Linked DNA regions of Homo sapiens: region 1 is linked to region 2. A link is an interaction called in ENCODE POLR2A ChIA-PET data of the cell type or tissue named here. Cell type or tissue: HCT116. All regions are shown on one strand. Each heading gives the region's core, and the rest is flanking DNA. Links, peaks and the distances in the headings are about the cores only.

Region 1 (4,392 bases), core at 323-4,322, 160 kb after region 2:
CATCTGTCCCTCCCATTAGATTGCAAACTCCTGAAGACCAGAATGCAGCTAATTGGGTTATATTTTTAGGAAGAAGAATGATGTTTAGCACATAGCAGGTGCCCCCAAATTAGTGAATAAGTGAGACCATCTTCACTTGTAGCTGCACACATTTCTTAAGTCTACAATACAAATATACAAAAATATAGATCTGTTTCCTCTCTCCCCAATATAGATCCAATCTGGGGGTGGTGGTGATTTTAAATCACAGGAAGTCACACTTTTGCTGTCTACCAAGATGCTCCTGTGGGTTTTACTATGTTTCCATAGTAAACAAAAGGACAATAGTCACCAATTCCTCCAGGGCCCTACTCATGAGCAGAATCTCAGCCAGATGCAGTGGCTCACACATGTAATCCTAGCACTTTGGGAGGCCAATGTGGGAGGATCACTTGAGCTCAGCAGTTCAAGTACAGCCTGGGCAACATAGCAAGACCTCACTTCTACTAAAAAAAAAAGATTGTTTTTATTATCTGGGCAGGGCGGTACCCGGGAAAATGAGGCTTCGGTGAGCTGTGATTGTGCCACTGCACTGCACTCCAGCCTGGGTGACAAAGTGAGACTCTATCTCAAAAAAAAATAAAAATAAAAATAAAATCTCTAATCACCTTTTCCTCCAGTATTTGGTTTCAGCTTTCAATACCTTGTGAGTTTGAGCCACTCGAAATAGTGGCTGAGGAACCAGGTGTAAAATGAAATGGTAATTCCAGCTCTACTCTCACCTGGCTGTGAGCAGTCATTCTCAGATCTGCAAAAGTTGGAATGATTCTGAAGGCTCCTGCCTAAGGGCATCTGTAGTGAAGGACTAATTTTGCTGTTTTGCAGTTCATTGTGAAGAAGGGCGTGGTCCTAGAGCGCAACATTAATGTGTGGCCTCTGCCTCCTGCAACTCACCATGTGAGTCTACAACACTCAGGCTGGTCTGAGCCCTGTTCTGTGAGACTAGTTTATACCATTGGTCTCATGACAATGTCACATTTCTTTAAAACTTTCTGAATACCTACTCTCCATTTATGAGCTTACCTCACCATGGACCAATTGTAAACCACTCACCAACTGGCAGCAGTTCAGGACGCACTCTCTGGAAAGCACTGTGCTAAAAGTCTCATTGTGTAATTTACAACTGGCAATAACTATAATAACAGCAATAATTGGGCATTGCCCTCCAGCTTGAGAAAATGACACACTGGTTTTAATTTCCTCCTCCAGAAATCTTTTATAAAAATAGCTGATCCCAGTGACCCAGAAAGACGTGAACCTTCTGACCGAGGCTGTGTGGTTTTCCCACCGTTTGCCAGCCATGTGGTCTGGAGGAGTTCTCAAGAATCCTTTGAAATCAACATCCTCGTTCTACTGGGCCTCTTAGGACTGTTGGGGTGGTAGCACTGTATAAAGGTGCTACAATGGCCTCTGTGCCAGGGAACGGGGGCTGGGTATCCATGAAGGGCCTGATATTGCCAGTGTCATTTATCTGGAGATCTAAGAGGCCTTCTGGAAGCTGGAGCTCCTTAGGCACCAACAAGGGGAGGTGGGAGAAGCGACTTTACTGCGCAGCCTCATGATTAGACTCACAGGCAGCCTCATGATTAGACTCACAGGAGATGTCTAGACCCAGCTATGCTTGTGTGCGATCTCCACGAGGAAGTCAGCCCACAGCCAGGGTAAGAAAGTCCTGAGCTGGGCTTATCTGTGAGCAGTTGACCCAGACTGGTAATAGTCAGGGTCTAGTAATACCAAAAGCTGCCCATCACTGACACCTCTTATGTGTCAGCCACTTTATTATAAATGCTAGCTCATTAAATTCTCCCACAACCCTGTGAGGTAATCTACCTGTAGGCTGGTTTTTATATTCACTTGCAAGATAAGGAAACCAAGCTACTAGAAGTTATGTGGCCCCCTAACATTACCCTTAAGTTTTATGAGGAGTGGAGATGGGACCTTATTTTTAATCTGCTGGCCTAGTTGTTTGTAAAATCTTACTTATATGTTTCAGCCCCCTCTCAGTTCTGGGGCAGGGTCTTTAGGGCAGGGCTGTGTGTTTATGGCAGGGGTATATGGGCAGGTAGCAACCCCCACCCCCAACCTTCCATTCTAGCTTGGCTTGCTGGAGTCTGGGAACATTGTAGGAGAGCATCAGGGGACAGAGAGCCTCAAAAGGAACATGGGCCCTCCCCTCACAAAGATTGCTATTTCAGTTCCAATTCTGGACTTGCCAAATATTGTTCTAACTAATGAAGGCGGTTTTTCCTTTCCCTTTCTCTGCTTTAAGAACTAAAACCCTCTACAATTAATTGGTGATACTAGATGGCGTCTGGCAGATGTTCAGTACCATGTCCCTTGTCACATGGGCCCACCCAGACCTATTAAGTCAAAGTCTCTGGGGATCTGGCCTGGGCACTGGTGTTATTTAAAAGTTCCTAGAAGGCTGGGTGGGGTGGCTCACGCCTGTAATCCCAGCACTTTGGGAGGCCAAGGTGGGTGGATCACGAGGTCAGGAGTTCAAGACCAGCCTGGTCAACATGGTGAAACCCTGTCTCTATTAAAGATACAAAAAAAAAAGAAAAAGAAAAATTACCCGGGCATGGTGTCACACACCTGTAATCCCAGCTACTCGGGAGGCTGAGGCAGGAGAATCACTTGAAACCGGAAGGCGGAGGTTGCAGTGAGCCAAGATTGCGCCGTTCCACCCCAGCCTGGGCAACAGGGCAAGATTCCATCTCAAAATAAATAAATAAATAAATAAATAAACAAACAAATAAATAAATAAAAGTTCCTAGAGTCTGAGCATGGTGGCTCACGCCTGTAATCCCAGTACTTTGGGAGGGCAAGGCAGGCTGATCACCTGAGGTCAGGAGTTCAAGACCAGCCTGGCCAACATGGTGAAACCCCTGTCTCTACTGAAAATACAAAAATTAGCCGGGAGTGGTGGTAGACACCTGTAATCCCAGCTACTTGGGAGGCTGAGGCAGGAGAATCACTTGAACTCAGGAGGCAGAGGTTGCAGTGAGCTGAGATTGTGCCACTGCACTCCAGCCTGAGCAACAGAGCAAGACTCCGTCTCATAAATAAATAAATAAATAAATAAATAAATAAATAAATAAATACATTTTTCTGGGTGATCCCACTGTGCAGATAGAGTGGAGGACAACTGTCCCAGGCCATTTGAGAACAGTCTTAAGGGTGACAAGTGTACTCCACAAGCTCTGCCCTTTTTCCAGACCTCTCTCACTCATTCCCACGCCCAGCTGCTCTCCTCTGGGCTCTGTCCCACAGAAGCCTCAGGCCCAGCAGCAGCCACTCCCCTGCCAGTGCTTTCTCAGTCCCACAGAAACACACTCTTGCATCACTGCGCAGATTTCACTCACCACTTGAAATGGGTAAAGCAATTTGCCAACTATTTTAAAATATTAAGAGAGTCATGACTGTAATCACAGCACTTTGGGAGGCCGAGGCAGGCAGATCACAAGGTCAGGAGATTGAGACCATCCTGGTTAACACGGTGAAACCCCATCTCTACTAAAAAAATACAAAACATTAGCTGGGCGTGGTGGCGGGTGCCTGTAGTCCCAGCTACTCGGGAGGCTGAGGCAGGAGAATGGCGTGAACCCGGGAGGTGGAGCTTGCAGTGAGCCGAGATCGCGCCACTGCACTCCTGCCTGAGAGACAGAGCGAGACTTTGTCTCAAAAAAAAAAAAAAAAGAAAGAAAAAAAATTAAGACTGGACATTGACCGATAGGCAAAAAAAAAATTCTTCATTATAGAATAATAAAGGAATAAGATATTGTTATATAATTGTGTAAATAAGTGAATATCTCATGCCACCAAGAAAGCCTGTTAATTAAAAATAAAAAAAAAACTTAAGAGTACTGTATTAGGCTGTTCTGCATTGCTATAAAGATATACCTGAGGCTGAGTAATTTATACAGAAAAGAGTTTAATTGGCTCACGATTCTGCAGACAGTACAAGAAGCATGCTGCTGGCATCTGCTTCTGGTGAGGGTCTCAGGAAGCTTCCACTCATGGCAGAAGGTGGAGGAGAAGCAGGCACTTCACATGGCAAGAGCCAGAGGGAGAGAGACGAAGGAGGTGCTACACACTTTTAAAAACCAGGTCTAGAGATAACTCACTCGCTATTCCTAGGACAGCACCAAGCCATTCGGGAAGGATCCACCCCCATGACCCAAACACCTCCCACCAGGCCCCACCTCCAACATTGGGATTATATTTCAACATGAGATTTGAAGGGGACAGATATCCAAACAGCAGATGTGCCAAAAACTTGTGTAGAGAATTATGTTGATTCTAGAAATTACAATATGTTGAAAATGTAGAGAATGGAGGTGAGGTGCAGTG
Region 2 (4,392 bases), core at 253-4,252:
ATCTCTATCTCCCAGGTTTGAGCGATTCTCCTGCCTCAGCCTCCCACATAGCTGAGATTACAGGCATGCATGACAATACCTGGCTAATTTTTGTATTTTCAGTAGAGATGGGGTTTCGCCATCTTGGCCAGGCTGGTCTCGAACTCCTGACCTCGGTGATCCTCCCGCCTCAGCCTCCCAAAGTGCTGGGATTACAGGCATGAGCCACTGCGCCTGGCCTCAGACAACAGACCCTATTAAACAGCCCTTCCCATAGCTGGGCTCCAACCAATGTCATTCCTTCCTCCCTTTGTCTCTTCAGACTTGGAGGAGGTCGAAGCAGATGGGCTACATTATTTGCAGGGCCCAAGGCCAAAATGAAATGCAAAAACCCTTGTTCAAAAAGTATTCGAGATTTCAAGAATGTGACAGCAGAGGGTTAAACGAAGCACGGGGACTCTCTGAGCACTGACAGGTGACTGCACAGGCTGCACTCTCAGGCTTAGTGCTAGTGCTACTCCCCTCCCTGGGGCACCTCCACCCCTGGGGAACCCCATAGCCCTGCCCAGACCTGTGTAGATCATCTCATCTTTAAACTTGGCCCACTTATCTTGTGGAAGATGCCATCTTCCTGCTGGGACTCTGGCTGATATAAATACCTGTGAGCAAAAAGAAAAATTCTTCAAGATAAAACAGTCACAGCATAAAGAAAATCAAGTGGAAACACTGGGCCCCTTTGAAGCTACTATTATTAGTCATAATAATAACATCAGTAGAGTGATCTACCATCTACAATGGACTTTTATGCATGTTTGATCTTCATGGAAAATCTTATGGAGTAGGCAGGGTATTATGGGAAAAATAAAAAAACACTAAAGTCTCCTTATGGGGTAGATAACGGGGGAAAAGGCAGAGGAAACTGTGCAAGTCACACTCAGGCTGAGCATGACCCTGTCTTGGATGGAGCATGTCCTCCGTTCTGCATCTCTCTGGGGAGCCCTTTGGAAAGAAGAACGGGGTAGAGCAAATGCGTCCCCAAGGATCCAGGCACAGGGCCTCTGTCCCACTCGTGAGGGAAATAGACAGTGGTATGGACTGGGCAGGGCCCACTCCATGGGCTGCCAGAGAGCTAAGGTCCCTTAGCTTGGGGCCTGTGGCCAAAGCAAGGCCTTCTCTGTCCCTGACACTCTGCCTCCCAGGTAATGGAGGTGAGGCTTTCTCACACCTCTGATGACACCACACTCTCCTCAACCAAATAGTGGACCCCAAAGCCTTTTGCAATAATTAAGGGAGATGAGTGAAAGAGGTATGGGGTTGCCTGGCACCTGTATAAGCAACATTTCCTGCCTGAGTGAGCATTGGTGAGTAATGAGACTGGAAAATCTCAGTATTGGAGGATAACTTCCACTGTGTAGGCTGGCCAGGTCCCTTCCACCCACAATGCTAAGCATCCAGGGAGATGCTTAGACAGGATAAGGAGAAACAGAAGTGGCCACTCAGGGTTTCAGTAGCTCTTGTCTCTCCTTGTTTTACATGAGCTTCCTTTTGCTCTGTTAAAAAAAAATACTGTTGGCTTTAGATTTTTTTCTACAGAACTAAGGTGTGATGCTTGGGATTCAGGGCTTTCTGTGATTTTTCAGAATCCTGTAACCAGTATTATCAAGCTCAACCCACTGTTACCACTGAGGACAGCTGACATAAGCCCTTCCAGAAAGAGAGTCAGATGGCACCAGGCATGGAAATGAGGCCTAAGGTTTCTGTCATCGTGATATCAACCCAGCATGACTCAACATCACATCAGCCTGCCCTGCTGACTTCCGAGCTGGAATTAGGAAGTAGTTGTAAAAATTGTTTCCTTCCCCAAAGAATACACTCCCCTTACCACCCCCAGAGATATGAATAAACTCTATGTAAACAGCATCCACAAAGTCAGGAGGACTTGGGATACACTTAATGTTAACTACATTTTCAAATAATACACTGGATATATATTCATGGGAAGTACTGGATATATATTCATCTGAAGTACTCCACTGTATCTAACTATTCATCTGAAATAGCACAATAAATACACTATGAAGTATCCAAAAAGTCTGGAAATGGGGAAAAGAGCATATTAACAGTGTCAACCAACATACTGCTTAGGAATCAGCTGACCCCATTGTGTTAGGCCACTTTGCGTTGCTATAAAGGAATACCCAAGACTGGGTAACTTAATGAAGAAAAGAGGTTTATCTGGCTCATAGTTCTGCAGGCTGTACAGGAAGCCTATGGAAGAGTTGCCCATTCTTCTTTCCAGAGGACTCCATAGAGGGATGTGGAATGGATGACATTTCATAACCTGACAGGCTCCATCCAAGACAAAGTCACAGCAAAGCCTGAGTGCAGCTTGCACACATTCCTCCACTGTTCCCACCATTATCTCTCCCCTAAGGAAACTTTATTGCTGGCACCTGCTTCTGTTGAGAGCCTCAGAAAGCTTAAAATCATGGCAGAAGGTGAAGAGGAGCCAGTGTGTCACATGGCAGGAGAGGGAGCAAGAGAGAAGGAGGAGGTGCAGGCTCTTTTAAACAACCAGATCTCACATGGAGTGATAGAGAACTCACTCGTTATCGTGAGGACGGCCCCCAGACATTCATGAGGGATATGCCCCCATGACCCAAACATCTCCCACTAGGCCCCACCTTCAACACTGGGGATCACATTTCAACATGAGATTTAGAGGGGACCAACAACCAAATTATAACCCCTGCGTTTCCTGATGGGGAAACACCTTGTAGATTGCACACAAACCATAAGATCCAGCGTTTCTCAAGGGCCTACTGTGTGTGAAATCCTATTAGTTGCTTTATGGATGTTACTCCGTCTTCACACAAGAAGCTGAGTCATGCACCTGTAGTCCCAGCTACTCAGGAGCTGACGCAGGAGGATCACTTGAGCCCGCCTGAGGCTACAGTGAGCTATGATAATGCTGCTGTACTCTAGCTTGGGCAACAGAGCGATACCTCATCTCTAAAAACTAAAAATAAAAAAAATAGAAGAACCTATGAATTGAGGATAGTATGTGATGTGGTTTGGCTGTGTCCCCACCCAAATCTCACCTTGAATTGTAATAATCCCCATATGTCAAGTGTGGGACCAGGTGGAGATAATTGAATCATGGCTGTGGTTCCCCCATACTGTTCTTGTGTTAGTGAAAAAGTCTCACGATAACTGATGGTTTTATAAATGGAAGTCTACCTGCAAAAGCTCTGTTGCCTGCTGCCATGTAAGACGTGACTTTGCTCCTCCTTTGCCTTCCACCATGATTGTGAGGCCTCCCCAGCCACGTGGAACTGTGAGTTCATTAAACTACTTTCCTTTATAAATTACCCAGTCTTAAGTATGTCTTTATTAGCAGCATAAGAACAAACAAGTACGGTATGCTTATCTTGTGGATTAAGAAACTGAGGCTCAACAAAGTACAAGGTTGCAAACTTAAATGCCAGCAGAGACCGCATCATGATTAAAATAAAGGGTACTGCCCTCGATAAAGAATGATCAACGCAATTGTTTCTAGTCGGGAATTCAGGCCCAGTATTGCCAGATCTTTCCATTTTTCTAAAGAAGCCAGAAATCTGGATTCATGCTGAAAACTCTGATATTTAGATGTTAGTTACTGATTAAATTTTTATAAACCCTGCATTGCCCAAGCCAAAAAAAAGTATGCAAAGCAAATTCAGCAGCAGGCCTCTAGTTTGCAGACTCTGAATTAAAGTAAATTGCTCGTGGGCTCACAGGTAGGAAACAGTAATACAAATCAGAAGCCAGGTCCATCAACCTCAGCTGTGTCTTTTCTCTCAGGACACTACAGAAGTAGCTGCACTGAATTAAATGAAAATTTGTTTAAATAATTCAATTTCTTTTTTTTTTTTTTAATTTGAGACAGAGTCTCACTCTATCACCCAGGCTGCAGTGCAGTGGCATGATGTTGACTCACTGCAACCTCCACCTCCTGGGTTCAAGCAATTCTGCCTCAGCCTCCCAGGTAGCTGGAACTACAGGTGTGCACCACCATGCCTGGATAATTTTTATAATTTTAGTAGAGACGGGGTTTCACCATGTTGGCCAGGCTGGTCTCGAACTCCTGAGCTCAGGTGATCCACCTGCCTCGGCCTCCCAAAGTGCTGGGATTGCAGGTGTGAGCCACTGCACCCAGCCTAAATAATTCAACTTCTAAAGCCATTGGTCCAAGCAGCGTGGATTCTTGCTGGAATGTTGAGCAGTGCCAAGCAAGGAGCTGTGGCTGGGTTCTTGGCTCTATGTTGCAAATGCTATCTCTGTCCACCTCTGGATTAAAAACCAACAGAAGGAAAATCAAGAAGCTCCTTACCTCACCCGAAAGTGAATCTTACTTGAAGTCGTATCTAAAAC

The links. ChIA-PET counts read pairs that join two places held together with the same protein. Peaks named below come from ENCODE experiments on the same cell type or tissue, not always from the same donor. Only the 100,000 strongest peaks of a DNase experiment are listed, where the experiment ranks them.
Region 1: POLR2A ChIA-PET joins it to region 2 with 5 read pairs; 4 of 35 experiments call an interaction of 5 or more read pairs at or near these places.

The regions. Positions count from the first base shown.
Region 1 is chr6:150,131,341-150,135,732 of GRCh38, reverse strand. No RefSeq gene overlaps it. Among named protein-coding and RNA genes, the nearest start is that of PPP1R14C, 9.5 kb to the left of the region's middle. In HCT116, for the core only: no CTCF peak of the experiment used is centred there; no DNase peak of the experiment used is centred there.
Region 2 is chr6:150,291,026-150,295,417 of GRCh38, reverse strand. LOC105378054 (a long non-coding RNA gene) reads right to left here. Exons shown (of 3, transcript XR_943109.3): 2 at 551-638. Among named protein-coding and RNA genes, the nearest start is that of IYD, 76 kb to the left of the region's middle. In HCT116, for the core only: no CTCF peak of the experiment used is centred there; a DNase peak (open chromatin) is centred at 1,757.